2 separate regions of the Homo sapiens genome follow, and region 1 is linked to region 2. Evidence: read pairs that join two places in POLR2A ChIA-PET (ENCODE). Cell type or tissue: K562. All regions are shown on one strand. Links, peaks and the distances in the headings refer to the core of each region. The heading gives the core; the rest is flanking DNA. Region 1 has its middle 24 kb from the start of LINC02489. Region 2 has its middle 19 kb from the start of DGKZ.

Region 1 (5,370 bases), core at 198-5,197, 79 kb before region 2:
GACAGCCGCTAAGCTTCTCTTGCTCTTACTTGGTTGGGCCATAGGAGCCAGTAGGCCAAATTGGAACTCAGCCGTGCCAGTTGGCTCGCCCATCTCTGCAGCGTTTCTCCACTTTGGCACTATTGACAGTCTAGGCTGGATGATTCTTTGTTGTGGGGAGCTGTCCTGGGTATTATAGCATGTTTATCAATATCCCTGGCCTCTACCCTCTCGATGCTAATAGCATACATGTTTACATTCACGTCCAGTTGTGACAATCAGAAATGTCCCTGGGAAGGCAAAAATCAGCCCTTGTTGAAAAACCACAACATCCAGGCCTACACGAGAGTCACATCACCTGTCCCCATGGTGGCGCCATTACCTTGCATTCTATCCAAATGGGCCTAGATCCAAATGATTAGCCAACTCGTATTTCCAATGGCCACTGTTAGATTCCTCAAACTCAGCATGAGTGCCTACCATGTGCCAGGCACTATACTTCATTGTTGACAATGAAGCAGTGGAAAATACAGACATGGTTCCTGCCTCATGGAAATTACAGGTGTATTGGAGAAAGACGGGCATTCAGTAACCACCAGTGAGAGGTGGGGAAAGAAAAAAATGGGATGCCATGAGACCACAGGAGAGGGTTTCTGACTTTGGTGAGGGGATCAAGAAAGGCTCTTAGAGGAAATAAGGAATTAGCCAGTTGGAGATTTGGGGGTAAGGGTGTATTCTGTAGAGGAGGGACTGAGTGTTCAGATGCCTTGAGTTAAGAGAGACTTTTTTTTTTTGGTTGTTTTGTTTTTGTTTTGTTTTGACGGAGTTTTGCTCTTGTTGCCCAGACTGAAGTGCAGTGGTGTGATCTTGGCTCACCGCAACCTCTGCTCCCAGATTCAAGCGATTCTCCCGCCTCAGCCTCCCAAGCAGCTGGGATTACAGGCATGCGCCCCCACACCGGGCTAATTTTGTATTTTTAGTAGAGACAGGGTTTCTCCATGTTGGTCAGGCTGGTCTCGAACTCCCGAGCTCAGGTGATCCGCCCACCTCGGCCTCCCAAAGTGCTGGGATTGCAGGCGTGAGCCACCGCGCCCGACCAAGAGACTGTTAAACATTTCAGAAACCCAAAGAAGTCTGTCTTGGACCAAGCTCAGGACAGTGGGAAGGCGTTTTCTCCTCTCACCCCCAAAACTTGCATTTCCTGTACTCCTTCTCTAGGTTTGTAGCGCAGGCATGTACACTCAGGATCATATTTAACCATATTTAAACCACCACCCCCTCCATTCTCAGTCAACCCCCCTTAGTCACCCAGTTACCAAGTTCTGTCATTCTCCCACCAAAATCTCTCTGCAAACTGTCTCCTTGTCTCCTTGTCTCCTTTCCCACCACCAAAGCCCTGATCTGATGCGGGCTCTTTATTACTCAGCCGAATTTGTGAAATAGCTTCCTAACGAGTCATCCTCCAGTCCCTCCCTCAGAGAAAGACACAGATCTGATCATGTCTTCCCAGGCCTAAAACCCCTCCATGGCTTCCAGAGGCCTGTGGGACAGGCTGCTTCCTTCTCATGGCCTTCAGATGCCCTTCTTTACCTGATCCCAACGTACCCCCAGTTCTCCACTCTGAGATCACGAGCCACACCCCATAGGCCTCCATACTTTTGCCATTCTCTTTGTCTGAAATGCCCTTCCTCAACCAAAACCATTGGGAAATTCCCATACCTATTTTAAAACCCAGCCAAAATGAACTCATGATTCTCTTCCATTCCTTCTAAGAAGCCTCCTCTTAATTCTTCCCTCTGTTTTCACTGGGCTTTATATATTGTTGTGAGTTTACCAGTTGTCATGTTGACCATAGTTATCTATTTAAACCCATCTCTTCCCTCAGCATCTCAGGACCTCAAGGGCAGATAATGTAGTGGACACTGCTGGCTGGCTACCCAACATCCATTCTCCCCCTTCCAGCTTCCTAAGAGAAGCCAAGGTGACGCAAGGCGCAGTGCAGTATTTAGAGTATGAGCTAAGCTGCTGTGACAGACCCAAAGTATAGAGACTGAAGAAGCAAGCCCATGGGGCTCTGTGGAAACTGACCCTTCCCAATAATTGATTCAGGAACCTGGCCCTAACTAATCTGAGTGCAGCAGAGACCTTTCTGGTTTACTCATATGCACCATCCCCTTTTTAAATAACAGAACTCCTGATTTTTGGCGAGCAGATGGCTGCCTCGTTAAAGACTACATTTCCCAACCTCCCTTGCTGTTCAATGTGGCCAGGAGTCTACGTGCTCCCCCAGTGAACAGTGAGCAGACATAATCGGACCACTTTTAAGCTGGGCTCTCAAAAGCACTGTGCATGTGCTTCCCTGACCCTTCTGCCCTTCTCCCTCCCTGGGAGATGATAGAAATTTGAAGCTGTCTCTTTGGACCTAGAGAGGGAAACCACATTTGAATGATGGCCAAGCCCTCCTATCAGTCTTCAACTGCTTTTTTTTTTTTTTTCTGAACTCTCATATGAAAGAGACATACGTTCTATTTTGCTTACACTCGTATGTGGGGTCTCTGTGTTACAGCTTTTCCTATGCTGTACAAAATACACGTGCCTGGCTTTCCCAAATCTTGGGAATTGGTTCCAAAATAGGTATGTGTCCTAGTTAGGGCCAATAGATGCCAGGAAGGTTTGATTTGGGTTTCTAGGAAAGAGCATGCTTGTTTTTATCAGGCAGCTTCATGGACAACCTTCTCTCTTTATCTTCCGCTAGACATTGCAGAGCCTGGAACTAGGGCAGTCCTCTTGCTACCAGCCTAAGGATGGCACCACACACAGAGGAGGGCAAAGTTAAGAGCATTGCAGGGAAATGGAATCAGTTTCTGGACTCATCAACTTGGAAGCCTACAGTGTTAGTCAGCTTGGGCTGCCATAACAAAATACCATAAACTGAGTGGATTCAACAACAGAGATTTATTTTCTCACAGTTCTGGAAGCTAAAAGTCCAAGATCAAGGCGCCATCAAAGTTGGTTTCTGGTGAGGCCTCTCTTCCTGGCTTGCAGATGGCTGCCTTCTCATTGGGACCTCACATGGCCTCTTCTCTGTGTATGTGTGGAGAAAGAGAGAGCTCTCTGGCATCTCTTCCAGATAGGACTGTTATCCTTTTAAGAAGAGGGAGAGATACCAGAGAGCTCTCTGTCTTCTTATAAGAACACCAGTCCTATTGGATTAGGACCTTACCCTTATGACTCATCTAACGTTAACAACTGCCATAAAGGGCCTATCTCCAAATGTAGTCACAGAAAGACATTTGTTGGCTTCAACATACAAGTGTGGAGGAGACATAATTCAGTTCATAACATCACCCTACCTCTGGACCCCCAACCTCCAACTAAGTGAGCCAACAAATATCCTTCCATTGAGGCCAGCTCGAGTTGGTTTCCTCATGTCTTACCTTACAATATTTCACTCCTCTTCCTATCCCTGCTGTTCCTAGACAGACCCCAATGCACAGAAAGTGTCAATCAATATTTGTGGAATGAATGCTCAGTTGCTATTTTTCTTCTTGTACCTGCAACGACTACCTCACAGATAAGCTGTAAGCCTTTCTCTTTCCTCTGCCCTGCAAGTATGTATTATTGCTATTCTTCCTGCTATTCCCCTTTTTTTAGATGAGCAAATTCAGGCTTAGAGAGGTAAAATCACTTGTTCAAGGTTGGTAGGTGACAGAGCTGGCTTTGACCTCAGGTCTGAGAGTCCCCCCAGCCTGGACTCTTAACTAGAGTGCTTGGTGGGAAACCTTTGGAATTTGGCGGCATCATCTGTGGTCTTATAACTTAAGCAGGCATAGGGGAAGGGCATGGTGAGGCCCCAGCCCCGTAAGGTCAGTACTGATGGAGAGAAGGCTAGGACAAGAGAGAAACACAGTCACTGAAGTGAAGTGCAGGGCAGTGAAGACCACCAGGCAATCCAGGTCAAGTATGTGAAGGGAGAGGCCAGCTCTGTCGCTTAGGGTCTCCTGACACCAACAAGTGGGGGTTTAGGAGAAGAGACACAGCCCCAGGTGGACTCCAGGAGGGAGTGTGATCACCAGCATCGAGAGTCCACTGTCCCCTACTCAGCAGGACCCCTGAAGCAGGTGAGGGGTGGCCACAGGAGCAGGAGGCAGCCCTGGAGAGGTCTGTGTCCTGGTCATTTGTTTGGTTTGTTGTCACATCTGTTCCTTGCCTGTGTTCTGCTCAGTATCTTGGAGGGCAAATCACATGCTCCAGACCCTCTTGCCAACTGGCTTCTGATTAGTTTTACCCAATGAAAGTTTCTGGAGGAAGATGGAGGGCAGAGGAAGAAGAGAAGTCTGGGTATTCCTCCTGATCTCCAGATCTGGGTGGCAGCTCTGGCTGTGAGTCCATCTGCTTCATGGCTCCAGCTCCCTTGGGCAGTCCAGGTTCTGGGCTCCCTCCCTTTGTTTCTCCAGCCCTGGGAGCAACCCCACTGGTAGGGGGGCGGAGGGGTGACAGTTTCCTGCTGCTGCTCCTCTCTGGTTGGCCTCCCCACCCCCAGATGCCTTTTCAACATTTCCAACCATTTCCCCTGCTGAACCTGGGTCCTGGTCTCCTGTCTGGGCCCTGCCTGGTACCCCAGACTGGAAGGAGACAGTCACGGTCCTCGTCTCCTACCGCAGCTGTGGATCAAGGCAGTCTCACTGGGCAGAGTGGCAGGAAGCACCTGGGCTTGAGTGTAGGCAGAAGCCCAGTCCTGCCGCCAGGCCACCAGGGTGCCCTTTCAGTGACCATGAACAGAATTCAGCAGCCTCCCAGCAGAACCCCACTGGATCCCAGACCAGGAGCCCTGGCAATTGTTGCAGCTGAGTCTGTAGAATCTCTTCATTCTGTCACTCATGTTCTCCCAGCCTCGAAAGACTCCCAGCTGGGCCACTCCCTACCTGTGTGACACCAGCAAGTCACTTAACCTCGCTGTACCTCAGTGTCCTTACCTGGATTACACAGAAACTAATAGTACCTCCTCTATTGCCATGACGATGAAAGAAGAGAAAACTTGGCACAATGCCTGACACAGAGCCAGTGATCAATAAATGGGAGCAGCAGTCATTGTTATTGTTAACAATAGTAATAGCCTGGGCAGTCCCAGAGGACCTTTGGAGAGCAGGGGCACCCAAGAAGGGGAGGGAGGTTTTACATCTCTCCTGCCACATCAGAGTAAAGACTGGATCCTGAGCTGGGGCTGGGGCAGGAGAGGTCACTGGGGCTACACAAACACCAGGCACTGCTCCTCAGTGTTTGTTCTATGCCTGGCTGTGTGCAAAACATGGAATCGTGTCCTGCGTACTACTGTGTTTAATCCTTCAACCACTGGAAGAGGTATGTGTCTGTTATCATCAATGACGACAT
Region 2 (5,370 bases), core at 146-5,145:
GGTGGCACACACCTGTAATCTCAGCTACTCAGGAGGCTGAGGCAGGAGAATCACTTGAACCCAGGAGGTAGAGGTTGCAGTGAGCTGAGATCGGACCACTGCACTCCAGCCTGGGTGACAGAGAGAGACTCCGTCAAGAAAGAAAAGAAAAGAAAGGGAAAGAAAGGGAAAGGAAGGAAGGGAGGAAGGGAGGGAGGGAGGGAGGGAGGGAGGGAGGGAGGAAGGCAGGCAGGCAGGCAGGCAGGCAGGCAGGCAAGCTCCTTAAACGTCACACCTTAGGTGCCAGCTTGTTTACCCTCATCCTGGCCCTGAGGAAAACCATGGCCCTTCCAGAGATCTAAAGAAAGAACACCTTATCCTGAAGGGGTGGGAGCCACCGCATCCTTTCAAGCCAGAGAGTGAAAGAATCAGACGTCCCTGCCCTGAGTCTCTGCAGAATGGAGAAGATGAGATGATTCCAGACAGAATTAGAAGGAATCATCAACAAGCTCTGACATCAAATTGGCCGTGAGGTCTGGAGGAAGGGTGGGGCCTGAAATGACCCACTTGGAGGTCCTGAGTGGGTGATGAGGCTGTTGACCATGACAGGGATTCAGGAGGAAGAGCAGGTTTGGAGAGAAAGATTAGAACTCATTTTAGCACATCTGGCATTTGAGTTGCCTGTAGAACATTCACATTAACATGTAATTATAGGGCTTGGGAGAAAAAGATCCCAGCCAGAGATGAGGAAATTGTCAGCGCCCAGGTGGTAGGTGAAAGCCTTGGGTCTGCATAAAGGGATGTGAGATAAGGGCAGGACTCCAGGGAAGAAGACATTAAGAGTGGAGGGAAGAGGAGTGAACCAGAGGGCAGAGAAGGGATGGTCGGAGAGGAAAGAAAACCAGGAGAGATGAGTGCCCAGAAACTGACCAGGAGAGCACTTCCCGGGGCGATGGTCAGGGGTGTCCTCGCTCCTGGAGTGGAGGCTGAAGCAGGAAGCTCACGTGAGCCCAGGAGGCTGAGGCTGCGGCAAGCTGTGATTGCACCACTGCACTCCAGGCTGGGCAATAGAGCAAGACCCAGTCTCTAAAAAAGAACTTTTTTAAAAATGTGGTTTGGGCCAGGCGTGGTGGCGCATGCCAGTAATCCCAGCACTTTGGGAGGCTGAGGTGGGCGGATCATGAGGTCAGGAGTTCAAGACCAGCCTGACCAACATAGTGAAACCCTCTCTCTACTAAAAATACAAAAAAAAAAAAAAAAAATTAGCCAGGCTTGGTGGCGCATGCCTGTAATTCCAACTACTCAGGAAGCTGAGGCAGGAGAATCGCTTGAACCCGGAAGGTAGAGGTTGAAGTGAGCCAAGATCACGCCACTGCACTCCAGCCTGGGCAACAGAGCGAGACTCTGTCTCAAAAAATAAAATAAAATAAAAAATATGGTTTGGAGCAGTTTTTCAGATGGGAGATCATTGACCATGGTTATTTCTAGAACACAGAGCCAACAGAGGGAAAACCCAGAGGGCCACAGAGAGGATGGTAGATGCGGGGGGTGGGAATGGGATCCAGGGGCAGGTGGATAGGTCCACCTTTGGACAGAGAGGACTAGACAAAAAGGGAGAGCATTCTGTGGGTGCAGAATGTGAGGAGACAGGAAACTGAAGGAGTACTCCAATAACTGAGGTGTGGGAGAGGGGCAGTGTGGAGGGTTGGCATGGGCGTGGAAGGGGGAGAAAAGGGACAGTTTGAAATAGTCACTCAGAAGAAGGAAAGACAAAGCTGACATTTAGTGTGACCTCTCATCATTCATTTATTCATTTAGCAAGTATTCACGGGTGTCCCTTATGGGCAGGGCACCATGCCAAGAATGGAGCTCAAACAAAACACAGCTCCTAAAGGAAAGGGCTGGAAATCTAGGCCGGGCACGGTGGTTCACGCCTGTAATCCCAGCACTTCGGAAGGCCAAGTCAGGCAGATCACCTGAGGTCAGGAGTTCGAGGCCAGCTGGCCAACATGGTGAAACCCCATCTCTACTAAAAATGCAAAAATTGGCTGGGCACGGTGACTCACGCCTGTAATCCCAGCACTTTGGGAGGCCAAGGCAGGCGGATCATGAGGTCAAGAGATTGAGACCATCCTGGCCAACATGGTGAAACCCTGTTTCTACTAAAAATACAAAAATTAGCTGGGTGTGGTGGCGCGCACCTGTAGTCCCAGCTACTTAGGAGGCTGAGGCAGGAGAATCGCTTGAACCTGGGAGGCAGAGGTTGCAGAGAGCCAAGATCATGCCTGTACTCCAGCCTGGTAACAGAGCGAGACTCTGTCTCAAAAACAAAACACAAAAATTAGCCGGGAGTGGTGGCATGTTACTGTAATGCCAGCTACTTGGGAGGCTAAGGCAGGAGAATCGCTTGAACCTCGGAGATGGAGGTTGCAGTGAGCCGATATCGCACCACTGCACTCCAACCTGGGAGACATAGGAAGACTTTGTCTCAAAAAAAAAGAAAGAAAGAAAGAAAAAAACAAAAGAAAAAATTAAAAAAAAAAAGAACTGACAGCCAGGTGCAGTAGCTCATGCCTGTAATCTCAGGGCTTTGGGAGGCTGAGGCAGGTGGATCACCTGAGGTCCGGAGTTTGAGATCAGCCTGGCAAACATGGTGAAACCCCATCTCTACTAAAAATATAAAAATTAGCTGGGCATGGTGGCGGGCGCCTGTAATCCCAGCTACTTGGGAGGCTGAGGCAGGAGAACTGCTTGAACCTGGGAGTCAGAGGTTGCAGTGAGCCAAGATCGCACCACTACACTCCAGCCTGGGCAACAAGAGTGAAACTCCAACTCAAAAAAAAAAAAGAAAAAAAAGAAAGAAAGAAAGAAAGAAAGAAAGAAAGAAAGAAAGAACGAACTGAAAATATTCCATCTCCCTTTTTTTTTTTTTTTTTTGAGACAGAGTCTTGCTCTGTCACCCAGGCTGGAGTGCAGTGGTGCAATCTCGGCTCACCACGATCTTGGTCTTCCAGGTTCAAACAATTCTCCTGCCTCAGCCTCCCAGGTAGCTGGGATTACACGTGCCTGCCATCAAGCCCAGTTAATTTTTTTTTTTTTTTTTGGATTTTTTAGTAGAGACGGGGTTTCACCGTGTTGGCCAGGCTGGTTTGAAACTCCCGACCTCAAGTGATCTGCCTACCTCGGCCTCCCAAAGTGCTGGGATTACAGGTGTGAGCCACCGCACCAGGGCTGCATCTCCCATTTTTGACCAGTTACCCTGTGCCAGGCATTGGACTGAGGATCTGAATATCCCAATTAGGAATTTAAGTGATCTTCAGGGGTGGATATTTTTACAGATGAAGAAAGTGAGGTTCAGAGAGGTGACTGACTTGGTGAAGTTCATGCAGCTGGAAAATGTCAAGGCTGGCATCTGAACATAGGTTTGTTTGGCTTCAGAGTTCATGCTGCCCCTCAACCCCTCTCCCCAGTCCCACTTCCCATGTCCTCTAGGCCTCCCTGCCTCCGCCAGCTTCATATTACTGCACAAGATCTAAGAACATTGGAGCTTCCTGAAGTAACTAAGCCAGCGAGCCCATGGTTGCTGAGCTGGTCAAAATGCGGTCATCTGTGATCACTACCCTCTGCCCATTCATCCAAAGCCATCTTACCGGCCTGTGTTGAGAAGCGAGGCGAGGTTAGTCCCCATGAATAAGCCACCTGTTAACATGCCACCTCCTCAGTGCCATGTGTCATCGTCCCAAGGGGGCCCAACCCCAGTGTGTCCCCAGCAATGGAGCTGCAGTCCCCACGCTCTATTGTCAGCCCTTGGCAGCCTGCTTTGCCACGCACATATGATGGCTTTTGCGGTGGCAGTCATCCTGCTCAAATTGCCACAACAAACACTTTGTTATACCTAAACCAAAGCTCTGGAAAAAGGGAGAGTAGCTGTGGGCAATGCCTGGAGCTGGTATGGGCAGAGGCAAGGTCCCAATCCCAGGCAAAGTTCTGATCTCGGAGAGGTTGGATGACCTCAGGAGCCATTTGGCCAAACTGGGCACATATCTGATGTCAGTAACAGGTACCCCTGGGGTCTTTCCAGGGAGTGACGTAGGCAGGCTGGGAACTCAGCTCCAAAGCAGCATGAGATACTTTGTGGGCTCTGATACCTGTGCTACACTAAGTATGATGTTGGCAAATCACTTAATCTCTCGAAGCCACAGTATCCTTATCTGTTAAATGGTGCTCACCCTCTTAAAGATGCTAGGAGGGGTAAATGAAAGCTTGCACATAAAGCTCTTAGCACACTGGTCAGTTATGCAGTAAATTCTCAAAAGACATTAGCAATTATTTTCTGAGCACAGAGATAATGAATGGGCTGGAGACGGAGATGTTCAGAGGAGCGAGCTGCAGCTGGGAGAGGCTGCAGAAGGTGGTCGGGCTGGTCTGGGGAGGGAGTCTCATTTTCTCCTTCCTCTGTGTGAAAAGCACAGACCACAGCTAAACGATAATGCAGTCAGCAGCTGGTCCTAAGGGGGAGGGGAGCTGTGAGGACAGAGGAAAGAAGCCTCACTTTAAAAAGGATTGAGTGGGGAGAACGCGGCAGGAAAGAGCTCAACAAAAAACCAACCTGGAAACCCAGCAGCTAGGCAGCTGGCGAGGGAATGTCAAACCCAGCCAGAACTACCATAATTCACAGTGTAGGAGGTTCCCCTGGCCCAGGCCGCTTGGAAATAGGAGCCAAGACTCCTGAAAGAGCAAACCCAAGGGCAGCTGACCCCCTTGTAGGGGGTCGGGGACAAGTGCCCCACCCTACCCACTCCAGCAGCAAGACTTCTTTAGAACTTGGCTCTCGGGAGGAAGCTCCCCTGTGACCAAGAAGTTGAATGCAATTCCACTCATCCGACAGGGAAGTACTAGACAGAGACAGAGATGGGAGGTGGAACTGAAGCAAGCTATTCCCTGCCCTTTGGGAAGCTTCCAGATTAGAGCGAAGAGGGCAAACTGCAGGAGGCTGCTACTCTGTGGCTGGCAGCATGATGAAGTGGAAAAGGGCGTGAGTTCTGAGGCCAGAAGCCCTGAATTTAAATCCTGGCCCCACCACTCACTGCCTGAGCCATCTTGAGCAAATAAATCACTTGAATGATATCTCCGTGTCCTCCTCCATAAGACGGAGGAAGTGATAATATCTGCCACCCAGGGTTGTGGCGAGGATCAAATGAGATGTTAGTTATTGTTCAAGGGTAAAGGGGAGGCCCAGGAAATCGTTATGGGGCTGAAGGAGGGAGACTGTATCTGTACTGGAGTATTGGGGAGGGGTTCATGGGGGAGGTGGCACTTGACATGGGCCTTGAAGGGCACTTAACACCTCTTCCATAGGCAGGACAGGGAAGGGGACATACTCCAGGCAAT

The links. Peaks named below come from ENCODE experiments on the same cell type or tissue, not always from the same donor. Only the 100,000 strongest peaks of a DNase experiment are listed, where the experiment ranks them.
Region 1: POLR2A ChIA-PET joins it to region 2 with 5 read pairs; 22 of 35 experiments call an interaction of 5 or more read pairs at or near these places.

The regions. Positions count from the first base shown.
Region 1 is chr11:46,247,412-46,252,781 of GRCh38, forward strand. No RefSeq gene overlaps it. Among named protein-coding and RNA genes, the nearest start is that of LINC02489, 24 kb to the right of the region's middle. RefSeq lists a cis regulatory region at 189-533. In K562, for the core only: a CTCF peak has its summit at 349; DNase peaks (open chromatin) are centred at 360, 1,420, 2,350 and 3,200; H3K4me3 peaks cover 248 bases.
Region 2 is chr11:46,326,186-46,331,555 of GRCh38, forward strand. No RefSeq gene overlaps it. Among named protein-coding and RNA genes, the nearest start is that of DGKZ, 19 kb to the right of the region's middle. RefSeq lists a silencer at 4,889-5,030. In K562, for the core only: no CTCF peak of the experiment used is centred there; no DNase peak of the experiment used is centred there; H3K27me3 peaks cover 2,719 bases.